Regions from separate parts of the Homo sapiens genome. Here all the other regions are linked to region 1. A link is a contact called in ENCODE Hi-C or POLR2A ChIA-PET data. All regions are on one chromosome and are shown on one strand. The core of a region is the stretch at or near the end of the contact, and the rest is flanking DNA. Distances in the headings are between cores, read along the strand shown.

Region 1 (4,446 bases), core at 825-3,324:
TTAGCAAGCTTTGGGACCAGGCTGTCTGGGTTTGAATCCGAGCTCTGTCCCTCCATAGTTGCCAGACTTTGGGCAAGTTAACAATTTGCATGTTTCCTCATCTACAAATGAGAACAATAGCGCTGCCTACCGTATATGGTTTTTGAGAGATTAAATGGATATTTTCATAAGTAGAGCTCTCAAAGCAGTGCCTAGCACACAGGAAGCACTCTAAAAATATTATCTGTTATTATCATGGACTTAAAAGGACTCTTGTTAGCTAGTGTGGGAACAAACAAGCCGACATTTACATGCAAAACTACGTATGGACTCTTCTGTGCCCCAGCCCGCGGAAAGCCAGGGCTAGATAGAAGATTTTCAAACTCAGCCAGTTTTCTATGTGCTTGACAAGATGATACGTTTCCTAACATAAAGGATTTCCTAAGATTATAAGAAAATTATCCGGTACCTATCAGAAAACTATTGCAATGTGTTAAAAGATGTTGGGGGGAAGCTGTCTAGTACACACAATGTTAATTTCCCAGGTGATATTTCTTTAAAGATTTTTTAAATTCACCTCAGTTGTCATCAGAAACATAATGGGAGGACTTATGCATTTTTTTGAATCTTGTTGCAGTTAAAAAAAACCTCAATGTTGCCCATGTTTTTCCACTTTATTTGGATATTTTACCAGTAACTTTATTTTCGTCTCTCTCCACATTACCTCATAGTCTGTCTTTATTCTCCCATATTACAGTGAAGATTCAGAGGCTCAGAGATTAAGTGATTTATACAATGTTATGTAATTCATAGGAAGGACAGCCAAAATTAAACCACGGGCATTTTGACGACTATAGAGTCTGAATTTGTTCTATGATATTTGAGCCTGACAGAGGCATCATCCCACTAAAGTGCTTGTAAAACTGTAGGGCATACAGTACACACTCAATAAACGCTACTGTAATCTCATCATGACTCATCTACTAAGCCTTCTGCAGGATGTTCACACATGAATGTTGCAGAGGAAAAATGATTCAAATACATTCAGAAAATCTTGGGTTAAGCAAAGTTAAATTAGTTCTCTTATTATAAAGTCTTTGAGACAGTAATGAACACTATGAATATCAAAGGAAAAGTATAATTCACAGCAATTTCCAAATCATATTTGACCACAGAACCTTTTTGTTCTTTCTCCCAAAATATCTAAGTAGGACCAATGTTCACAGGAATTAACTTTGGGGGAAATGCTGCATGAGGTCAATGCAGGTAACAGATAATACTTACAATTTTAGTTCACTGGTGGAAAATATTTTGTGTTTGCAGGAAAGCTATTTTACTGTACAAGAGCAGAAGTAGCATAAAAGGGAACTTAAAGTCATTGTTCTAAATCTTAATTTGCTTGAGATGGGGAAGCGGAGTGAGAACAGCTTTGCAAAAATATGTCACCAGTAAAGTAGGAAGTGGGTATTCTTGCAGCTTCTAACAGCTTCAGCAACTTTGTTGTTCAAAGCCAGAGCTGCAAGACACCTTATCTCACAAAGCATACACACGTACACATGCAATCTCCAGGACGTGAAAAAGAAAATGAAGAGAGTTACAGATTTTGTTGGTGCCATTTCATATATAAAATGTTGAGGCTCAAAAGTTTGAAGTAAAACAATGGCAAATTTTGTAAAACTCACTGTGGGAAAAAATAGTTTTGCATTCTAAATGATTCTATGACAATCAGTAGTTTGAGCACAATACGTTGTAGAGAACTTAATCAGCCTGCAGTTATTACATTGAGCAATGTGGTTAGGTTTAATGTCAAGAGATTCAGTCCTGGGCCCAACTCTGTCAGCTTTGGGAGACCTGGGACAAATAACTTCTTTGACCACCTTCTCATTTTGCAAAATGTGAAGGTTGAATTAGACCACCCCTGAGATACCTTCTAGCTCTATAGCTCTGTGAATTTAAAGGAACAGGTAGGTTACGGACTTCTTTGGTTTGTTAGTTACCCCAAGGAAATAGAGTCCTCTCTAGGTAGCAGGCGCACAATAGTAAGAAGGCAGCAACAGAAACAATAAACTTTGGAGGTTAGCCACAGCCCTCAGGAAACAAGATAGGTGTCTAGCCTCCAGCCTGTGGGGCCACTGCATGATGTTACTAAATTCAGGATGGTACTGAAATAAGTGTGAGCTACCAATGCCTGGAAATAATGAAAGCCATCAAAAAGTTATATTCTACTGTTGCCAGGACAAAAGTTCCTGAGATAGTCTACATCTTTCAAAGTCAGAAACAACATACAGGAGAATGAGGATAACTGCCTTCCTCCCACACACCCATGATGCCTAATTGAAATTGTAACCCCCCAGTCTCTGGAAATTAGGCTGGCCTCTTTCCTTTCTGTTTTTGCTCCTGCCTATCAAGATGAAACCTAGTTGTGGTTTTACCAGTGCATTTCTTTTAGCTGCCTACACCATCTCAATTAAAATGGGCTTGAGGAGCCACACCAAATAACTAGCACATGAAATAACTTCACTCAGAAAATCAGGAAGTTGTGTTGCTATTTTTATTTTACTTTTAACAAAAAGCCTCATTTCTGAAAAACTAATGTTTTCGTCTTTGTTTCCTTTCCCACAATTTATGACTGTTTTGAGAGACAAACAGCATTTATCTTTTTAAAGATTGGCACTTTTAAAGAAACACCAGTCAGAATAATCAAGAAATGAAGACCAATCATATGATCATCCAAAGTTGCAGGTTGTTAAATGTTTCATTGTTTTATTTCAAAGTATAGATTATCTTTTGTTAATGATTGTAATAGCAGCAGTGTGCCTTTCTAAACATGTTGTTCTTAAGCAAATATAAAAATGACTTGGGGCCTGGCATGGTGGCTCATGCCTGTAATCTCAGCACTTTGGAAGGCCGAAGCGAGTGAATCACCTGGGGTCAGGAGTTCGAGACCAGCCTGGCCAACTGGTGAAACCCTGTATCTACTAAAAATGCAAAAATGAGCTGGGCCTGGTGGTGCGCACCTGTAATCCCAGCTACTCGGGAGGCTGAGGCAGGAGAATCACTTGAACCCAGGAGGTGGGGGTTGCAGTAAGCCAAGATCGCGCCATTGCACTCCAGTCTGGGCGACAGAGTGAGACTCTGTCTTTAAAAAAAAAAAAAAAAAAAAAAAAAAAAAACAGAAAAAAAATGACTTGGGATTCTCTGAACACAAGACAACAAATATGAAGAGGCCACTGTGGGGCACTAGAATGAGTTCCCGTAGAAGGGAGGCTGTATTTGAGGAGAGCTGATCTGTGCTCTGTACCGGCCCCTGGAGCACATAATCCTTCTGGATCTCAGCTATAAAATGAGTGATTCCATATTCTTGAATGTCACTGATGTCTGGGACACACTATTCCTTATCCATTAGAATTCTCCTATCATAGGAATTTTAGACTCCCTGACCTTGAGCCCCTAAGAAGCCAGTAGCATTCACTAGGTTATTCACTATTGTAATGACCAAAAGCAACCCCTTCCCCCAACACCAGCACTCAATTCCAAACACTTCCTTGAAAGCTGGTACTGCCTACCCCCATTTGGAGGCACCAGCCAATGAGTTCTGAGATTCCTTTCTGCCCAGCATTCTTTAAGGAGTGGCCAGGAAGAATACTGGGTAGTTAGGAGCCTGCAGTTTAAAATCTCTCAGAAACATTCCACACAGCATGTACCCGCATGAAAAGGGCATATAAATTGTTGAGCCTATTATTAAATTACACAGCAGCGTTTCTACCTGCTTTCACAGCAAGTTTTGTCACTTCTCTTTTATAAGTCCCAGAAGAAGGCAGAGGTTTTCCCCAATGAGTCAAAAGAAGCCCCCAGCTAGTTACAACCATTGGACACCGGCATACTCCAGCCCATGTGAGTCACTTTCTTGATAGAATGGTGTCAACTCAATCCAACAATGTTCACCGCTTATATCAGAGTCATCAATCAACCGGAGTCTTCTCCAAACCCTGTCTCCCTGTCTGATAGATGTCTAACCCAGTTGCTGTTGTCAAACTCCCTACGCCTACCAACTGGGCTCCTTCTTTGACATATTCTTGGTTTCTCCTTAAAGAAGGTTGAATAGCCAATGTAGTGTCTGCCTGGCTGGATCTCCATTCTGTTCTCTTTTCCTACCTCATGCCCCTTTTCCCTTTCCCCAGCTTAGAGACTTGACTATCAGCAATTCCCCTCCTCCTTATTGTTTATTTGTCAATCTTGCTTACTCCTAAATAATCATCCCACCACAAACGCACACACACAGGTAAGAGCAAGCAAACAAATAGAACCATAACTTTTAAAAAATTTTACAGTACTCCTCATCACAAAGAAAAGCTGAGACACTGGTTTCTCTATGGGAGAAGAGGTCTCCCTGCTTCTGTTCGCCCTTAGTCTATTAGTTGTTGACTTTGCATTTTGCCTAGTCTCTTCTTAGCTTCCTCTTTCATC
Region 2 (4,446 bases), core at 755-3,254, 1.5 Mb before region 1:
ATATATATAAAATATATATATATTATATATATACACACACACTATTAGTTCTGTCCCTCTAGAGAGCCCTGACTAATACACATGCCCTCCTTGGGATGCCACCCTCTAGGAATCTCCATGTGTTCAGCTACTTGGAAGCTCCCTGAACCCAGTCCTTCCTCTTGGGTTTTTAGGAAGTTTCATAACCTCAGCATTCCTTCCTCCAGGGTATAGAGCAGGACCCTCTCTGGAGAGGGTCTTAAGACCCACAGTGAGAGAGGGGAGGGTGTGGAAGTGTAGAGTCCTGCACTTCAGTCAGGTGAAAAGAGGGCAGGAGGAGGTCAGAGAGATTCTGTTTCATGAGGCCTGCCTCTGAGGCCTGACACTCCCAACATTATAACAAAAGACGGTAACAAGGGCTCTGAGAGTTATTAGCCGGGAACCATGGATGAAAACATATATATATGTTTCAGCGGGAGGCCTCATGTAACAGAATCTCTCTGACCTCCTCCTGAAAACATATATTTTCATATGTACATATGTTTCATATGTATATGTTTTCATCCATAAAAGTGTATGTGTGTGTGTGTATAAAATAACATCACAGGCCACCCTCTGGTTTTTGACCATAGATTCTTTACATCAAAAAAATACACACAGCCATTAATAATTAGTCCAGCCCATCATATTGTATGAATGTCTCCCAGTATGAGGCCATTCAGGTTTGTAGGCTTCCTTTCAATCTTGTCAGGCTCCAAAAGGAGAAGGGATCATTGCAAACATACAGCTTCAGCCTTTCAGGCATGTGGAATAATTGAGCTAGGAGACAATGTCATCTTTTGTTCTGGGACTCTTAAGAGTTATTAATGTAATATTGAATTTCCCTTAATTTATAACCCATTTATTCATTTCTTTACCCTTAACTATTATTCATTCTTTTCTTCATTTGTCATTTATTTTTGTCCAAATCTTTTCACCTTTGGAAGGGATGTTAGGTTCGGCCACTGTGGTGGTTGAGGTTGCTGGTAGCAATACTAGTCTAGCAAGTGCCTCCCCTTCAGTCCATTCCATTCACACAGAATAGTGTTACATAGGTTTCAAACTAATGAACCATTTTTATCACCAGACAATAGAGCTGTATCTATTCTTAACCCCAGTTTTGCCAGATGAGGTGAAGGTGCAATCTGCCTCCATCAGAGCTTCAGGAATTCTAAGTTTAAAAACACAGTGACAGTTTGTTTCTTAGAAATCCTCTCTGCTTCCAGTACTTAGAGTTGTAGTCTTGGCCCTGAGATCACTGCATCAAATAAGGGAGAAAAAAATTTTTTTGAGGTAAGTTGGGGAAGAAAGAAAAAAAATCATAGTTACTATATCAGTTTATTTTTCCCTTAGCAAGAATTGCATAGCCATACCAACATCCTCCCTGCCCGCTCTTTCCTAGATCAACCAGAAAAACAGAGAAAGATCTAGTAGGGACACTTCTTTAGTACCACTCATGTAAGTGTGAGCACACACTTGTGAAGGTGTGTAAGCCAGCCCTTCATGCTTTCATCTCCCTCTGTTTTAGACAAACAATGTTTCAGTGGCCTATTCTATTTCTCTATCAAACTATTACCCTAAGGAGGATTCTCTCTGCTTGTTGTTGGACATTATGGGTGGCACAGTGTGTTCCCTGGCCTGGGTAAAGGAAGTGGCTATCCAAATCCTTGCAGTATCTTCTGTTCTCTGTGTGTGTGTTTTAATGGCACAGTGAGAATTTTCATCTTTCACTGGGCAAGCAAAGCCTACTGCAGAGTCAGCATCTATTCATGTCAAAACCAATTTGTAGCCACTGCAGGGCTACCAGCATCAGTCTCACTTGCCAGCTATGTTCAGGGCTTTCCCACTAGGGAATCTGAAGTTGGAAATTCTTGATTAGGAGTCAAGCCTCGAGAATAATTCTCCATGGTTCTTGGCTCCACCTTCTACCCTTATTTTCAGCCTCTGAGCCATTACTGCATTTTCATGAAAGGTGGCGTGTATTTGCAGCTGAGTAGTGTGTTGCAGCTTACTTCCTGCTTTTCGAAGTTTTAGGGTAGAAAGGCCTCTTATTTTGTTACTCTCTTTCACTTCAGGCTGATGGAGTCTCTGACAATATGATATATTTAAAAATATAACTATTTACAAGGCACAGAAATTATATGAAGGAAGAGATTCATTTTGCTATGGGAATGTTCCAAGAGAGATGATACCTAAGCAGCATTTTCAAGCACGAATAGAAATGCACTAGGAAGACTACTCAGAGAAGAGCAATCTAGATATAGGAAGAGCATATGCAGAAGTAAAATGGACTCAAACTGTGGCATTCATACAGAGAAATACACATAGTTTGGTATTAACAGAACTAATGGCATGCCAGGACTTTTGGATTTTATCCTGTAATCCAATATTTCTCAAGATGTGGCCTACCCACCTCCTATATTCAAATCATTTGGGTACTTATTAAAACTGCAGTTTCTTGGACCCTACTATAGACTTACTGAATTAAACTCTCTGGAGGAGGGACTCAGGGGTCCCTGAGTTTTAAGATTAGCTGCCCTATGCCATGCATGTTAGAAGGTTTTCAGTAGTAGCTAGGTACCACAGCAAGATTTATATTATTTCAGATCAATTACTTTGGGATCTGTGTGGAGGATTGCAAAATGATCAGGAAGAAAGATCAGTATGCAGGCTTTGCAGTAGTCTAAGTAGAGAAATTAAAGGCCCATGGAGATGCAAAATAAATTAAAGCGTTTTAAAGATAATGAAGTTAAACAAAATAGTATGATACAATGGGGGTTTTATATATTAGTATATCATATAAATATATAAAATTTAAAATGCACGAATGTGTAAAGTTTTGTAGGTACACACTGGAGGCAGAAAAATAATACCACTAGTCAGGGAAATGAGAGGTGGGGCAGAGTGGGAGTGATATTTGAACTGAAGCTTGAAGCATGAATAGAATTTCACAGAACAAAGAAAGGAATTTACATGTAGCAAACAACATGCACAAGGCAAAGTGAGAAGCTGATGTGCTTTGGAATAATAGGAAGTTGAGTTGGACTTGAGTATAGTTGTTTAAGTGTAAATGATGAAACTTAGAGCAGAAAAGTTAAGGCCTCACTAGAAAGTGGTTAGCTGCTCCTCAAGCTATTTCCTCCTCTTCCTCAGCACACACATTTCCCAGCCTCCCTTGCAGTTAGGTGAGACCATGTGATTGAGTTCTCACAATTGCAATGTGTGCAGAAGTAATCTACACCATTCTCAATCTGGCCCATAAAAATCTCCTATAAACTAAACTCCATCTCACTGAAACTATGTATGTCAACCTTAGAGCCACTTGTTGAGGACAGCAAAGCCACAAGTTGAACAGACCTGAGTTCCTGAATCAACTGTTGGACCATAGGTGCCTGCTGATGAGGCCCACCTATTCTGGATTTAATATAAGTGAGAAATATACCCCGATTGGGTTTGAGCCATGGCATATGCATGCCATGCAAAGGAATTTAGGCATTATCTTACAGGCAAACAGGAGTCAAAGTCAACAGAGATTTCAAATAAAGAGTGACATGATCTGGTTTATTTTTAGGAGAAAATTATTTTCAGTATATGTTAAAGAGAAGTCTCAATGATAATGTGAGAGTCTTCCACAAACATCCAAAAGCTGTCTTGTGAATGGGGGGATTAGCTCCACTAGGGCCAGAGTACAGACCAAACACCGCATGCGTAAGTGAAAGTTACAGGCGAAATGAGTTCAGCTCAATCAAGAAGGAAGAAGTTTCTAGAAGTCAGAGCTGGTTCTAAAGAGATTTCTTCTGTGAGCTTCTTCTCCCTGAAGAGATATCCCAAGGGAAGGTGGAAGACTTCATGTTCAAGTTTTTGGTGGAGGACTAAAATAGGATACCTTTAAAATGTCTTACTACTTTGAGATTCCATGACCCAAAGTGATTATTTTAGTTGGAATTAACATGGAGATATACATGTATATGTGGCAAGTCAGCCTTTCTGTACCTTGGGTTCCCCATCAGTAAAATGGAGGCAGTATTATTAATAGAACCTAACTCACAGGGTTGTGGTAGGGATTAAGTGAATTAATATGTGTAAAGCACTCAATAATGCCTGTACATAGTTAGTGAGCACTCAATAAATATTAGCTGTAATTACTACATTCTTTTTTTTTTTTGAGATGGAGTCTTGCTCTGTCGCCCAGGCTGGAGTGTAGTGGCAAAATCTTGGCTCACTGCAACCTCCGCCTCCAGGTTCAAGTGATTCTCCTGCCTCCACCTCCTGAGTAGCTGGATTACAGGCACATGCCACCGCGCCTGGCTAATTTTTGTATTTTTAGTAGAGGCAGGGTTTCACCATGTTGATCAGGCTGGTCTCGAACTCCTGACCTCATGACCCACCCGCTTCGGTCTCTCAAAGTGTTGGGATTACAGGCATGAG
Region 3 (4,446 bases), core at 601-3,100, 1.2 Mb before region 1:
TCTGGTGTCAATCTCCAGGGTACAATGGAGAGACTTGGAACCACATGCCCAGATGGAATGAGCTGTGCACCTGGGCCTCAATGGAGAGTCTTTGATAAATGGAAGGTGGCTTCCCAAGCAGTATGGACTTGCCTTGAACCAATGGTTTTTGTATTAGTTTTTAATTGCTACTATAACAATTACCACAAACTTAGTAGCTAAAGCAACACAAATTTATAGTCTTACAGTTCTGCAGGTAGGAAGTCTGATACAGGTCTTACTGGGCTAAACTCAAAGCATCAGCAGGGCTGTGTACATTTCTGGAAGCTCTAGGGGAGAATCCTCTTCTTTGCTTTTTCCAACTTTTAGAGGCTGCCCACATTCCTTTCCTCATGGTCCCCTTTCTCCATCTTCAAAGCCAGCAATGGCTGGTTGAGTTCTGTTCACATGGTATCACTTTGATCTTCTCTTCTGTCTTTCTCTTCCACTTTTAAGAACCCTTGTGATTATGTTGTGCCCACTCAGATAATGGAGGATGATCTCTCTATTCTAAAGTCAGCTTATTAGAAACCTCAATTCCATCTTGGTTCCCTTTTTCCATGTAACCCAACATATTCATAGGTTCCAGGGAGTAGGATATGAATATAAGTATTTTGGGGAGTCTTTACTTGCCTACCACAGTTTCCTAAAGAGTAAGGTGACTGGGGAAAAGAGGCATGTTTCAGCACATAGGGCTTATTCATTGAAGACTGGATGTTTGACTTGGAAGGAAAGCTTCCTTCCACTTGGCCAGTGAGATGCCTTTGGCAGTCACGCACACTGGCAGAGCACTAGTAGTGGAAGAGCTGTTAGCTGGCTAGCAGATAGGAGGGGAAGAGGCTGTGTCATACCTGGAAAGCCTGAAGTATCCTTGTTGCCTGAGGACAACTTGATTAAGCTGTTTCTAATGTTTGTAGAGAAGGAAGGTACTAAAGGTTTTTCCCTTAGCGAGGGAAAAGCCAAGCTGCTCCTCAGGTCAGGCATGGAGGGATGAGTGGAGAGGACCTCCTGTAGAGTTGGAATCTCAGTTAAAAGAGGTGGAAATATGAGCCAAATATATCTTTGATTGAAACAGAAACTCCCTTTCTTTCCTTTTCCCTTCCCCACCCTCACTTCCTTCCTTCTAGCTGCCAAATTTGTGCTGTTGCTGTGGTTTGGGAAGCTATGATTACATAAGCACTGCTCTTGTCTAAACAGGCTGTGTCCATAGTGTGAAAGCTAGGCTCATTCATATAGAAAACAACACTAAAGATAACAGCAAAACTTGACATCCACATTCGAAATTTTAAACTTATATTCTTTTAATGAGAGCGAAAGCAGTAATTAAAAAGGGCATGATTGGGGAGTGGGGGAGGTGTACAAAATTTACTTTAAAAATGGTACTGTTGACTGTTGGAGGCTTCTGATTTTTTTACGTTAAGCAAAATGGAAATAGTTGATTGAGACCCTAGAGAAGAATCATGTGATCTGAGTGAAAAGAAATCCACAGCGATTAGTCATCCAGTTGATGTCAAATAAATCACACAAAATGTTGCCTGTATATCGTGAAATGACTTTCTATTTTTTCCCCAGAGCAGACTACTCTTATCTTAGGTTGGTTTCCATGCATACCTAATTCCTGTTGTTTGGTGTCTGTGTGGACAGAATGATTGAAACAGCTGTGGACTTGCCTGACACTAAGTCATCAGCTATTGGAAAGAGTGCTTTGAACAAAGACATCATGCGCTGCCTGAAGGGAAGAGGAAGCCACAAACAGCATCAGAACATGAAGAAAATGTAGGTCACGGCTGCTACCCTGGTGATAGGGAGTACACTTTTATACCTTCATGACGTTGAAAGCATGAGAAGGATGCAGGGGGAATATACACCAGGAGACACATCATCTCTGAATACAAAGCGTAGAAATGTGTGTGTCTCAGACTTCCTTTTTCTTCTGAGTTAGCTCATTTAAGCAATCATATAATCGTACTTGGCGGATGGTGTGGGGCAGGGTGCATGTTTGTGCACTGTTACTGTGGAGATCTATTGCATATATTTTTAATTTTTACAATAGTTTTTGAAGGCTCTTTATATAAAAACAAAGCAAATACAAAACATTAATATACAAAGCATCAAGTCTTTAGCAAGTCTTTTGCCAAAATGAGCTTATTTCAGCATAAAGTGGAATAGCAAAATTTAAAGGAAGGGTAGGTGGCAACCTGATGAACTCCTTTCAATAAAAAGGATGTCCTAAATTTTCTTCTGTATTCATTTCTGTGCTTCCAATTTACTTGGCTCTAGATGTCTTAAATATGCTCCATGAACAGCTTTACTCGAAGGCACTAGGAATTTACAAAGGGGGAAAATTTTTAAAAAATATTGTCACACTGTTCTTTCTCCATGAAGTCCCACTTTCGCTCTTTGAGTGCTTCTTGCTGAATGTTTGCACAACATCCGGCTGCCTTTGCAGACGTGCCCTCCCACTCATCTCTATGGTTCCTTCTCTCCTTCCTTGGGCTGAGTCCTCCCCTCCTCTGGGGTCTTGATGCTTCCCAGAGCTCCTCCCTGGTAAAACTCTAAGCTGCTCTTGCAGGCTATAAGTTCATGCCCTTCCTTATGCATGGAGAATACTGGAAATAGAAGGCAGGTTATTTGTATCCATGACAATCCAGAACATTAAATTCGTCTGATAATGCTCTTTAACTTTTTGCAAGTTCTACCTGCTTTAGGCCCATCTGATAAGAATTTTAAAAAGAGGTTGGCAAACTATACCTGAGGATCAAATTCAGCCCACTGCCTCTTGTACAGCCTGTGTATTAAAGACCAATTTTATATTTTCAAATTGTTGAAAACAATTAAAAGAAGAATAATATTTCAAGACACATGAAAATCATGTGAAATTCCAATTTTGGCATCCACAAATAAAGTTTTATTGGGATTCCATTGCTTTCATTTGTTTATGTATTGTCTAAAATGTTGTTTTTGCACTACACTGGCAGAGTTGGCCTACAAAGCTGAAACATTCACTCTCTGGCTCTTTACAGAAAAAGTTTGTCAACCTCTGATTTAAACCAATTTTAAAATTTACATATTAATTTGCTAATGGTACACAAGAGAGAAAAATTTCCCAGGGCAGAAATTATATTTTTATCATTATTAAAACCTTAGTGGTTAACACAGTGATGTACTTGTAGCAGTTACTCAGTAGATATTTGTTGGAGAGATTTACAATGATCCAGCTTCTATGCAGCCTTTGGAAGAATATCTGTTTGGGGAAGCTTTGCCAGCAGGCAAGAGATTCATGTCTTTTCTCCTTAGCTTTTCTCTTCTCTGTATACATGTTGTGGAACATACACACCTAGAATGTAATCTTCTTTTTAACTGACCACAAAAATTTGGAATTTATCACACTTTCCACAATTGGAGATTTTATTCTAAAAATTATGTACTCTACTCAGAGGCTGTGTACTGGTTATCTATTACTGCATGCAAGTTACCCCAAACCCAGTGATTTAAAATAATAACCATTTTAATAAATTATTTATTTATATGACATACTTTTGTGGATTAGGAATTCAGGCAGGGCTTAGCTGGGGATTCTTCTGCTCCACACGGTTTCACTGGCATTACTGGAGAAGTATTCAGCCGGTGCCCAGGCTGCTCTGGAGGGTTCTGTGCCTGCTGCCTTGATGGGGATGGTGGGAAAGGGGGCTCAGCTGGCCCCTTCTCCATATAGTCTCAGGGCCTCTCCGTATGATCTCTTGAGCAAGGCAGTCAGAGCTGTGGCGGCTCAAAGCTCCCAGAGACCAAGGTGGAGACTGCCAGTTCTCTTAGAGTTAACGCCCAGAGGGCAGAGTGTCATTTCGGCCACACTGCATGCATCAAAGCAGTTACAAGCAAGCTCAGATTCAAAAGGAGGGGAAATAGACCCCATCTCTCAAAAGGAAGAGTGTTAAAGAATTTGTGGCCATCTTTAATCTGCCATAGGGCGCTTCTAGTTTGATTTTTAACTTCACTTATTTCCGTTATGTAGGACAGCCTCCTTTGTCCTTCTAACATATTATCTTTCTTAAACTGTCTTTTATGTTCTCATTTCTGAGCCCTGGAATTGTCAGGTGTCTAGACAAAGAGAGGACCAGCTCAGACTGGGCAGGGTTATGAGGGAATAGCCAAAGGACACTGGGTACCTTTTTCAGAAAGTGATTCTTCCCCAAAACAGTCTACTTCACCTCCTAAAATACTTAAAAGAGAAGCTAGGAGGCCTGCAGGCCCACCCTGAACCCCAGCTCTCCGGGAGAGAAGTTCTAAACTACATTCCTATATACTATACTTAAGGACATCTTACATAATATCATTTGGAAGATATACTTTTTTTTTTCTTTGAGGCAAGGTCTCACTCTGTCACCTAGGCCAGAGTACAGTGGTACAATCATGGCTCACTGCAGCCTT

What was found. A loop is a pair of places that touch in the nucleus more often than their neighbours do. ChIA-PET counts read pairs that join two places held with the same protein, here RNA polymerase II (POLR2A). Pooled maps may share reads with other maps.
Region 2: a loop to region 1 is called in a map of naive thymus-derived CD4-positive, alpha-beta T cell, with 4 times the contacts of the local background. The contact joins two enhancer-like sites. A Hi-C loop is called at or near these places in 1 of 168 maps with a recorded cell type or tissue (naive thymus-derived CD4-positive, alpha-beta T cell). POLR2A ChIA-PET finds 5 or more read pairs at or near these places in 2 of 52 experiments (activated CD4-positive, alpha-beta T cell and activated CD8-positive, alpha-beta T cell).
Region 3: a pooled map shows a loop between it and region 1 (4-fold over the local background). The contact joins two enhancer-like sites. A Hi-C loop is called at or near these places in 1 of 168 maps with a recorded cell type or tissue (naive thymus-derived CD4-positive, alpha-beta T cell) and 7 of 50 pooled maps. POLR2A ChIA-PET finds 5 or more read pairs at or near these places in 2 of 52 experiments (T-cell and naive thymus-derived CD8-positive, alpha-beta T cell).

Annotation. Positions count from the first base shown.
Region 1 is chr5:39,174,844-39,179,289 of GRCh38, reverse strand. The region is part of intron 2 of FYB1 (FYN binding protein 1); the gene reads left to right. Among named protein-coding and RNA genes, the nearest start is that of FYB1, 42 kb to the left of the region's middle. RefSeq lists enhancers at 2,240-2,319, 2,350-2,409. Within about 2 kb of position 2,074, at least 4 of the 41 ENCODE cell types and tissues checked have a DNase peak (open chromatin) inside an H3K27ac peak, as active enhancers do.
Region 2 is chr5:40,647,254-40,651,699 of GRCh38, reverse strand. No RefSeq gene overlaps it. Among named protein-coding and RNA genes, the nearest start is that of PTGER4, 30 kb to the left of the region's middle. Within about 2 kb of position 2,004, at least 3 of the 41 ENCODE cell types and tissues checked have a DNase peak (open chromatin) inside an H3K27ac peak, as active enhancers do.
Region 3 is chr5:40,407,820-40,412,265 of GRCh38, reverse strand. No RefSeq gene overlaps it. Among named protein-coding and RNA genes, the nearest start is that of LINC00604, 170 kb to the right of the region's middle. Within about 2 kb of position 1,850, at least 13 of the 41 ENCODE cell types and tissues checked have a DNase peak (open chromatin) inside an H3K27ac peak, as active enhancers do.